2 separate regions of the Mus musculus genome follow, and region 2 is linked to region 1. A link is a loop called in an ENCODE intact Hi-C map of the cell type or tissue named here. Cell type or tissue: heart. All regions are shown on one strand. Region 1 overlaps Cog5 (component of oligomeric golgi complex 5). Region 2 overlaps Cog5 (component of oligomeric golgi complex 5).

What was found. Peaks named below come from ENCODE experiments on the same cell type or tissue, not always from the same donor. Only the 100,000 strongest peaks of a DNase experiment are listed, where the experiment ranks them.
Region 2: a loop joins it to region 1, with 2.9 times the contacts of the local background. A loop is called at or near these places in 1 of 42 quality-filtered maps.

The regions. Positions count from the first base shown.
Region 1 is chr12:31,847,050-31,852,049 of GRCm38, reverse strand. All of the region lies in intron 14 of Cog5 (component of oligomeric golgi complex 5), which reads right to left. Among named protein-coding and RNA genes, the nearest start is that of Hbp1, 100 kb to the left of the region's middle. In heart, no CTCF peak of the experiment used is centred here; a DNase peak (open chromatin) is centred at 2,829.
Region 2 is chr12:31,723,554-31,728,553 of GRCm38, reverse strand. All of the region lies in intron 6 of Cog5 (component of oligomeric golgi complex 5), which reads right to left. Among named protein-coding and RNA genes, the nearest start is that of Gpr22, 12 kb to the right of the region's middle. In heart, no CTCF peak of the experiment used is centred here; a DNase peak (open chromatin) is centred at 2,823; H3K27ac peaks cover 2,099 bases.

The sequences.
Region 1 (5,000 bases):
TTGTAATAACTGTCACAGGGAAAGTTTTTTTTTTTTTTCAAAATCCTAGTGTGTCTAAATGTGTAAAAAACTAAACCACTTGGTGTGAAACTCCAGAAGTTTGGCCCAGAACTGGCTGACTAAGACAAGTTGACCTGAGCTATATTCTCAAGTCACCAGGATCAATTTGCTGCCAGCCATGACACTTGCAGAGACCCCCCGCCCCCACACATCACTGGGCAAACCAGAAGGCTACATATAGAAGAGCTAAAGTAGATTCATACTTATCTCCTTGCACAAAACTAAACTCCATATGGATCAAAGACATTAACATAAGGCCAGATGCCCTGATTTGGATAGAACACAAAGTGGGGAACGGTCTCTAACTCATTGACAGAAGAAAAGCTTTTCTGAACAGAACACTTATAGCATAGGCACTAAACAGATCTCATGGATCTCACCAAAAAGCATCTGCATTGCAAAGAACACTGTCATTTGTACTAAGTGGCAGCCTAAAGAATAGGAAAAGATTTTTTTTTTTAACTAAGTGCATATCCAACAGAGGGCTAATATGCAAAAAATATAAGAAACTCAAAAACTGCACATCAAGAAAACAAAGAACCCATTTTAAAAATAGGGTGCATATCTAAACAGAAAATTCTTCAAAAGAGGAACTCAGGTGGCTGAGAAACCCTTAAGAAACGTTCAACATTCACAGTCATTCAAATCAAATTCAAATCAAAACTACTTTGAGATTCCATCATACACCTGTCAGAATGACTAAGATCAAAAACACAAGTGACAGCTCGCTGGTGAGACTATGGGGCAAGGGGAACACTCATTCAAGAATACAAACTTGTACAGTCACTATGAAAATCAGTATGGCAGTTCCTCAGAAAGCTGGGAATTGATCTACCTAAAGATCCAGCTGTACCACTCTTGGGCATACAAGCAAGGGATGCTCCATCCTATCACAAGGACATTTGATCAACCATGTTCACTGCTGTTTTATTCACAATAGTCAGAAACTGTAAACAACCTACATGCACCCCAACAGAAGAATGGATGAAGAATTTACTCAATGGAGCTGTGTAATTCAACTATTAAAAGAAATATGAATGGGGAGGAGGGTATAGGGGACTTTCAGGATAGCATTTGAAATGTAAATGAAGAAAATATCTAATAAAAAATTGAAAAAAATAAAAAAAAGAAATATGACATCATAAAATTTGCAGGCACATGGATAAAACTAGAAAAAAAATCACCCCATGTGAGCTAACCTAGACTCAGTAAGATAAATACAAGATAAATACAGTATGTTTTTACATATATGTGGTTATTAGCCATTAAATAAATGATAATCAAGCTACAATACGTAGACTCAGAGAAGATAGGTATAGAGGAAGGGACTGGCAGGGGACACATGGATCTTCCTGAAAGGGGGAAATAGATTTTATGGGTGTCCTGGGGTAAAGGTAGCAAGATCAGAAGGATCAAGTAGGGGTGGGGAGAGAATATGGGGGTTAAGGGAAGGAATGTGGGGAAAGTTAGCAAAAATTGGGGGGCATTTGAGGGGTAGTGCCTAGGAAGCTTCCTAAAATATGTGAAGGTGATCCTCAGGAAGTCTTCAAATAATAAGGGAGACAGAGTCCCAACTGGCCATCTCCTGTCACCAAAGAAAGCTTCCAATATCTGGACTGGGTTTCATCTAATTGAGTTGGCCAAGGGGTCCCTCCCATGGAAGCTCCCAAACAACTCAGGCTGTTGCCAATGCAAAAGGTTACTCTCCATAAACAAACAGCAAGGCCCCATTGCTCAAAACAACATCCACACAACATGGATAGGTCGAGCTGGTACCTAAACAGTGCCCTTGCTACAGGAAGGCACACTGTAAGCTACCAAAAGGGCAATGTACATTTCAACCCAGCCACAAAACCTCAGATATAAAACTTGTCTTGCCTGCAGAATGTTCTCGGGCAATGGCGGCACAGAGCTTGTTACCAACCAATGCCTAATTTGACTTAAGGTTCACTCCTCAAAATCATGAAATTTGGATGGAACCAGAAAAAAAAATCATCCCGAGTGAGGTAACTCAGAAATACAAGATATGAATTCATTTATACATAGATTTAAGCTGTTAGGTTATTGATAACCAAGCTATAATATGTATAACACTATGGATGCTGTGATGTGTCAAAGTGGTTCATACTACACCCTTTTGTCCAAACAGTTTTCCTTGTAAATGTTCATTGCATTTCATTGAGTCATTGGTCTGGCTCCAGGCCTCTGGTTTCTGCTACACTATTGCGATGGGTTGTATATCCTTGGACCAAGGAGTGGCACCATCTGAAGGTGTGGCCTTGTTGGAATAGGTGTGACCTGGTTGGAATGGGTGTGTCACCATGGGTGTGGGTATAAGATCCTCACCCTAGTTGCCTGAAGTCAGTCTTCCACTAGCAGCCTTTGGATGAAGACATAGAACTCTCAGCTCCTCCTGTGCCATGTCTGCCTGGATACTGCCATGCTCCCACCTTGATGATAATGGACTAAACCTCTGAACCTGTAAGCCAGCCCCAATTAAATGCTGTTTTTTATGAGACTTTCCTTGGTCATGGTGTCTGTTCACAGCAGTAAAACCCTAACTAAGACAACTATCAATACTGAATCCTTTCAGATATCTTGTTGTTGCCCTGTGCCATGGAGAGCTTGCCACTTGGGATCTGCAGGACTGGCCCCTTCACAAGCTCTAGCAGTCTATAGTTGGCATAGTGCAACTGAAAGCCTTGGATCTGTGCCTGGGTGCCGGCTGACGAATTCAGCCTGCAGGCTCTCTTTTGCCAGCACCATCAGGCAGCTTCCCTACACTGGCCAGGCCAGGGGGTGGGGCGAAGCCAGTTCTCCTGCTTTCTTGCCCTTGGGCAGGCTCTCCTGTGCCCACACCACCCAGACAAGGGATGGGGCCAGTTCTACTGTGCTGCCCGGTGTGCAGGGGGTGGGGGTGGGGTGGGGGGAGCAGCTCTCCCATGCTTCCCAGGCAGCTTACTTCTGGGTGTCTTTGGTGTGTTTGTAGTGGCTAGTGTGTCACTGGGTCTCTTCTGTGTGCTTGTGCATGCCCCAGTTTATATCTTAAGATACTGAAAAATGCTAAGCTTATTAGAGGGAGGGAAACAGGGTTTTCTTGGTTGTCACCATAGAGATTCCACATGCCACCACTTGGTATTGCTTAGGGATGTCTGAGCAAGTACACTCAAATGGCACAGCCTCATAGTAACACTAAGAAGAGCAATCGGCTGCCTGTTGTATGTTATATGTCTCTGTACTAATAGATAACAAGAGTGGCTTAACAATGTTGCAAATGCAAATTAGTTCACTTATACACACCAAATTTGGTTACATTCTTTTTCTTTGTAGAAAATGTGCATTTCTCTTTTCTCTCCCCAGTCTGTCCTTGGTACCTGCATGTGAAGTGCACTTCCTACCTGCCTCACCACCAATACTTCTGCACTTCTCAATGCAGCATCTGACCTAACACTGCTAACTGTGAGACATGCAGAAAAACCAAGAGACTGCTGACCTAACTCTGCCTTGGTGCCACGTCAAGGCCATCTTGCCTCAGCTTGCACCAGGCCTATATTCTTAGCACCCTAGGAAACAATGGCAGGTTTCCTTCACATGTTTCTAAAGGACACTATGCCTCTATTATTGTGTGTATCTTTGTGTTTATGCTGTTAGGAATGTGCTGACACAGTCTTGCTGTTGCTCACTGCTGACAGTTCTTGCACCCAGAAATAGACTTTCAAACAGTATCATTCTAAGTCACAAGAAAGGAATTACATTGTAATGTATACAGTGGAATAGAGTAGGATTTTAAAACTATACTTGATGAAGTATAAAAATATAGACATTTTAAAAGATATAAACATTTTATATGTTGGGATTTCCAGTTTAAGTAAAAAGCTTACTAGGTATAATTAAGACTAATCCTTCTGCTGGGCCACGTAGCACATGCCTTTAATCCCAGCACTCAGAAGGCAGAGGCAGAGGCAGGCAGATCTCTGAATTCAAGGCCAGCCTGGTCTACAGAGTGAGTTCCAGGATAACCAGGGCTACACGGAGAAACCCTGTCCCAAACAAACATATATTAATAGTAAGAAAACTAATCCTCGCTATGGCAATTTCTGAAAAGTCAAGTTACTTTAAAAGTCTTACTGGGCATGCTGCTGCAGAAAACTGAGGCAGGAGGACTATGAGCTGGAGGCCTGCCTAGCTGTGTAAAGAGCTTGGAGGCAGGCTGAAAGAACTAGGCAGGGAGACTCAAAGCAAGCACTTCTTGATGGTATTAAAGCAAAATGGGAAGGAACGCAGCCGTGAAAATGACTGGCTAAAACTCAACTGCCCTATTCCTTCCCAAGTCTCTAACACTTCCTGGACTGAATGTAAAGGATACAGAGACTAATGGAGCGCCACACTTTGGAATACACTGGGAAAACTAAAATATTTTTATTGACAGAAATGTGGAGGTAATAGGTAAAAATTCTTGAATTATTATGAAGCCTGTGATAATGAAAAGGAGTTGAAGTACACATTTTAAGAACATGCCAAGGGCCAGCATGCGCAGCATCATTAATAAGACACTCAAGGGAAGGGCTCCATGGCCAGCTGTCATCAGAACATTTGTATTTGAGACTGCAAAAGGAAGACTACTTGAGCCCAAAAGTTCAGGGACAGCTAGCTGGGCAGTATAGCAAGATGCCAGATCAAATAAAACCCTTTAAAAGAAACCTATAATACTAACAAATTAAGCAGATTACCATAGCAACACATTTCTTTCTTCTTTGGTATTACCTTCTACTTGAAGGTAATAGTCAAATGGCACAACATTAAACAAATATACACTCTTAGGCTTCAAGCAGGATGGGAATCAGTAATTGGATAAAAGCAGTCAGATGCATAAAACAACACGTGTACACACACACACATACACACTGACAGGTTTCAATTGGGGTGGGGTCATGATTTTT
Region 2 (5,000 bases), 120 kb after region 1:
TTATATTGGCCCTTTACAGGAAAAGTTCCTCATCTACATAATATTTCCTATTGGGGAGAATAAATTTACTAGAGCTTGAAGAGAATAAATTTGAAAAGACATAAATCCACATGTGTAATACTTTCTCCAGTCATGATATCGTCTAAAAAAATGGGAAAGTGGAGGAATAAGAATATCCATATTCAAAAATCCCTCAGGAACTCATAGTGGCTGTGGTTATCTGCACAAGATTGACCTAGTCAATTCAATATGGATGAAGGACAGATAGACAAGCATGTATGGCAGTTTCCACCCAGGTTAGGAAGGAAACTTAGGATGTAAACAGAATGTGAAAAAACTGGGATATTTTAGGACAGAATATTTACAAGAAGATTAAGCACAATGCCCTAGGGGGAGGTAAGACATTCCATGCTGCAGGAAACACCATTAAGACAGGAAGTTAGTATATAGCATAACTATTCCTCAAGACTTCAATCAAAAAGAATCAAAATGAAGGAAATGTATGGTAATCCAAATCTATTAGCATTATTTGCTTTTTTATGCTCTATGTTGCATATGGTTTTTTCTGGTCAATAAAAAGTTGGAATTAACAAAAGAAAAAGAAAGACAGGAAGTAAACAACTTAAATTAGCTTCAGGAAATCCCTAAAACCTAACAGATAAGCCAAGATGAAAAGACTCAGACAAGGGCAGCGGCCAGGAAGAAACAGACAGCTATGTTACCTAGAAAAGGCTCCGATAAATTGAGCCACAAGTTTCCAGCTTTTGTAAACTGTCACCATGCTAGGATGGGCTTTGATGACACAACTATCTTTGAGTCATTTCACTTCTCTATGAAACCCTTCACCAATAGTCTTGTAAGTAACTCCAATAAAATTCACTGGTTCACCAAGTTAGACTTTGTGGCATCCACACTGTAGTCTGTCACAGGTCCCTTTCTGGGATGAGTAGACATATGTGTGTTGTATCTTCCTGGGAAAAGTTAACACAACACAAACCCACACCTCAAACTAAGGAACTACAACAGCTGATAGCTGCAAAGGAAGAAGCAGTTTTCTTTTAGGATGAGAACCCTGGTAGATTGACCATGCTCCCATGGGCAGTCCCACAGCTATTTGCATATAGAAAGCACTAATTTGGATTCTGGGGTGTACAGACTACTTTTATATCAGCTTGATGCAGGCTAGAATCATCTGAAAGGAAGGAATCTCAATTTAGAAATTGTCTCCAGAAGACCCAGCTGTAGTGTATTTTCTTAACTAGTGATTGATGGGGAGGGCCCAGACCTTTGTGAGTGGTACCATTCCTGGGCTTGTGGTCCTAGGTTTGATAAGAAAAGGGTTGAGCAAGCCATGGGGAGCAAGCCATTAAGCAAAACTCCTCCATGGCCTCTGCATTAGCTTCTGCATTCGGGTTCCTGTCCTAATTTCCTTCAATGATGAACAGAGATGTGAAAATGTAGGCCAGATAACTTCTTTCTTCCCTACATTGCTTTGGTTGAGGATAGGCTGATTACAGGACAGATTTCAAATAGGCAGTTAGGGAGGTTAGGCATAAAAACTGGGCAAGCCCAGCAAGTCAATTACTAATAGAAAAAACCCCAGGCTCCAGCATTCACGCCCAGGTAATGGAATGTCCCAGCCACCAGGCTGCAGCAAGGACAATGGATCAGCAGCAGTTTCCAGACACCCTCAACTACTTCCTCAGTAACAGTTCCCAGACCTCCCCAGCAAGTTTCCAGCCCCCACACCCTGGTAATGGAATGTCCCTAGAGATGGATCCAACAGATTAACATAGAGGTCACCTACCCTGGAATTCCCTAATGTGCTTTAAATTAGACCTGCAAGCTCACTTGGGAGTCACTCTATTCTGGTAATGGGAGACACCAGCATGCTAGACTTCTGCAGAATAAAACACTCTTTGCGCTTATATACTATTCTTTGGTGAGTCATGGTGTCTCATCACAGCAATAATAACCCTAACACATGAGTTAAAGACAAAGTTTGGGGATGTGCAGGAATGATCCAGGAGGAGTTTAATGAAGGAGGATAGTACAGGGGAAAATGTGACTGAAAATATATGTTGAATATATGGATGAAACTTTCAAAGAATAAAAAAATGAATATACTTTTAGATTATTGAGGATAGATATTTTAAATAAAAATAATCTAATTTGTAGGACATAGACTACTAGCTTCTCATTGAGTTTTCACATAAAAAGGGGTTGCCCTTCCCCCAGAGGCTTTTCTCTATATAATCCAGACATTTCGGTCTCTCTCTCTTTTTCTTCTCTTCATATTCTGAGACAAGGTTTCTCTGTGTAGCCCTGGCTGTCCTGGAACTCACTTTGTACACCAGGCTGGCCTCGAACTCAGAAATCCGCCTGCCTCTGCCTCTCGAGGTATTAAAGGCGTGTGCCACCACGCCCGGCTTCTTCTCTCCATTCTCTCTGCACACCTACCCCTTTCTCTCTTTCTCCCTCTCCCCTACCCACCCCACCCCCCTTCTCCATGGCAACTTCCCTAGCCTTGTTCCTTGGGGCCAGTAAACTTGGCCACCAGAGAGCAGCTTCCCAATAAACCTGCCTTTAATATAATATAATCTGCCTTAAATTGGCTTGTTTCACTGGCAGTAGAATAATAACCTATCACTACCTTCTAAATAAAAAACAAAATAAGATATACAAAACTGCTTTTTCCCCAATACTGGAGAGCAGACACGCAGGGCTGTGACTTGAAAGCTGTTGAGGTTTGACTTGGGCTCTGTGGCAGCCTGCCTGACCTTGAACTCCTTCTGCTCTTGCCTCCAAACGGCTTGGATCGCTGGCATGCGCACCCACACCTGACAATGAACTGAGCTTTGTGACATAATTACCCAGCTTATCGGCAACTACACTTAGAGCAACTATCGTGAGAGAGTGTGTGTGAGAAACCCCAGCAGAATACAATGAGGACAGTGAGTTTATGGGACAGATTTAAGGAAAGCTGAGGAGGATAGACTTTTGAAACTATGTTAAAGAAAAAAAAGAGAAATTTAAACAAACTTTCAGAAAAGTCTATATGGTACTTTGGGGTGGGGAGGAGACATAGTTACATAAACTTTTATATAGGACTCTTAAATATTCAAATGAATATGAAGTTATAAATTCATATAAAGAGATTGAGAAAGGCCAGGCAAAAAAACAGCACCAGAAAGTCTACTAACAAGCAAATTTCTGGACTTGGAAAGCACTGCAAAATACCCCAGTGAAAGCCAACAGGGCCACTGAATACAGGGGCAGTCGATAGGGCATAGATAGATAGATGGATGGATGGATGGATGTAAAGGTCCCTCTAAGCTGCCTGATATGAAAGCCACGGGTGACAAGATCAAGCTTGGCACACAAGTATTAGAACAAGAAGACAAAAGTCCATAATATTCAAACACAATGACCAATATCCATCTAAACATTATCTGAAATAGGAGACCAAAGATATTAGGTCATATGTTACAACTGGCTCATAAAGAAGAACGTTATGCGTGAACTATAGAAGTCTATGAAGGAGTAGGAAGAGGCTAGGTGAGCACAGTGCTTTCCTTGCATGCATGAGGAACCCATTTTGGAATGCCAATATTTACATAAAACCAGGCAAAATGACAATTACCTGTAATTCCAGCCCCAGGGAAGCAGAGACAGTGGCTCCCTGGAGCTCACTAACCAGCCAGCCTAAGCAAAGCAGTAAGTTCCAGGCTCTGGGAGCTCCTCCCTCACAAAGGGAGGTGGAACGGGACTGTTCAAAAGAGAAGAGCACTTCCAGTTCTTGCAGCAATCATGTGGCAACTCACAACCGCTGCAACTCTAGTTCTTGGAGATCTGTTGCCCTTGTCTGGCCTCTGTGGGTACTGCACACACAGGCTGCACATACATGAAGGCAGGCAAAACGTTCATACACAAAAAAATATTTATCTTTTTTAAAAGGTGGAGAGGGACAGAGTAGTGAAGGAGGGAAGAGAGAGAGAAAGAGGGAGAAAGAGCAAATAAATTTCAGCTGAAAAGGGGGTATTTAAATTGAGTAATTACTACAAGATTTTTTTTTTTTTTTCGAGACAGGGTTTCTCTGTATAGCCCTGGCTGTCCTGGAACTCACTTTGTAGACCAGGCTGGCCTCGAACTCAGAAATCCGCCTGCCTCTGCCTCCTGAGTGCTGGGATTAAAGGCGTGCGCCACCACGCCCGGCTACTACAAGATTTTTAGCCACATTAAGTACTGTAAAAGATAAGAATCAGAAGTTAAACTACCCACACTAATCCTCCCCACTCATCTCTTCCCCAAAAAACCAAAGGTTCAATGCTATGCAAGGCAATACCAAGCATTTGAGAAAGTATTTCAAGACAAAAAATATTTTTAATTTCATCTTTTAAACAGTCCAGCATCAGGAGTAGTAAACACATCAAAAACACATATCCAAGAATAGAGTTGATCCAAAGCCAGTGAGAATCGCCAAAGCCCGTCATGAGCTACAGAAACGGGGAGGCGAAATGAACCCTTGGAAGATCCCGGGTGGAAGACACATCACACTGAGAAGAAACAAAGAGCAATGACATCAAATATCGGAAAATAAATATTAAAGCACAAGAGTCAGTTTAGACCTTTATACCAAGCACAAGATAATGAAAACACAAGAAGTACATTTTAGATCATCAATGAAGAATTTACTGCCACTAATCCTTTGCTACAAAAATCCTTCAGGATGAAAGAAAATAATAACCAAAACTAATCTCTGCTGCACAAAAAGACATGAAAAGAGCCAGAAATTATGAATATCTATTTTAGATTTGTTTAAAAGATGATTGGCTAGGCAAGAATAGTAATAAAATTATTTTGAAGTTCATACAATGTATGTGAATAATTAGCATAAGAGACGGTAGGAGTCAATGGATACTATATTATAGTAAGTAATATATATTACTTATATGTATTATATTTTAAGTAGATGATGGTAACTTAAGTATCTGTATTTT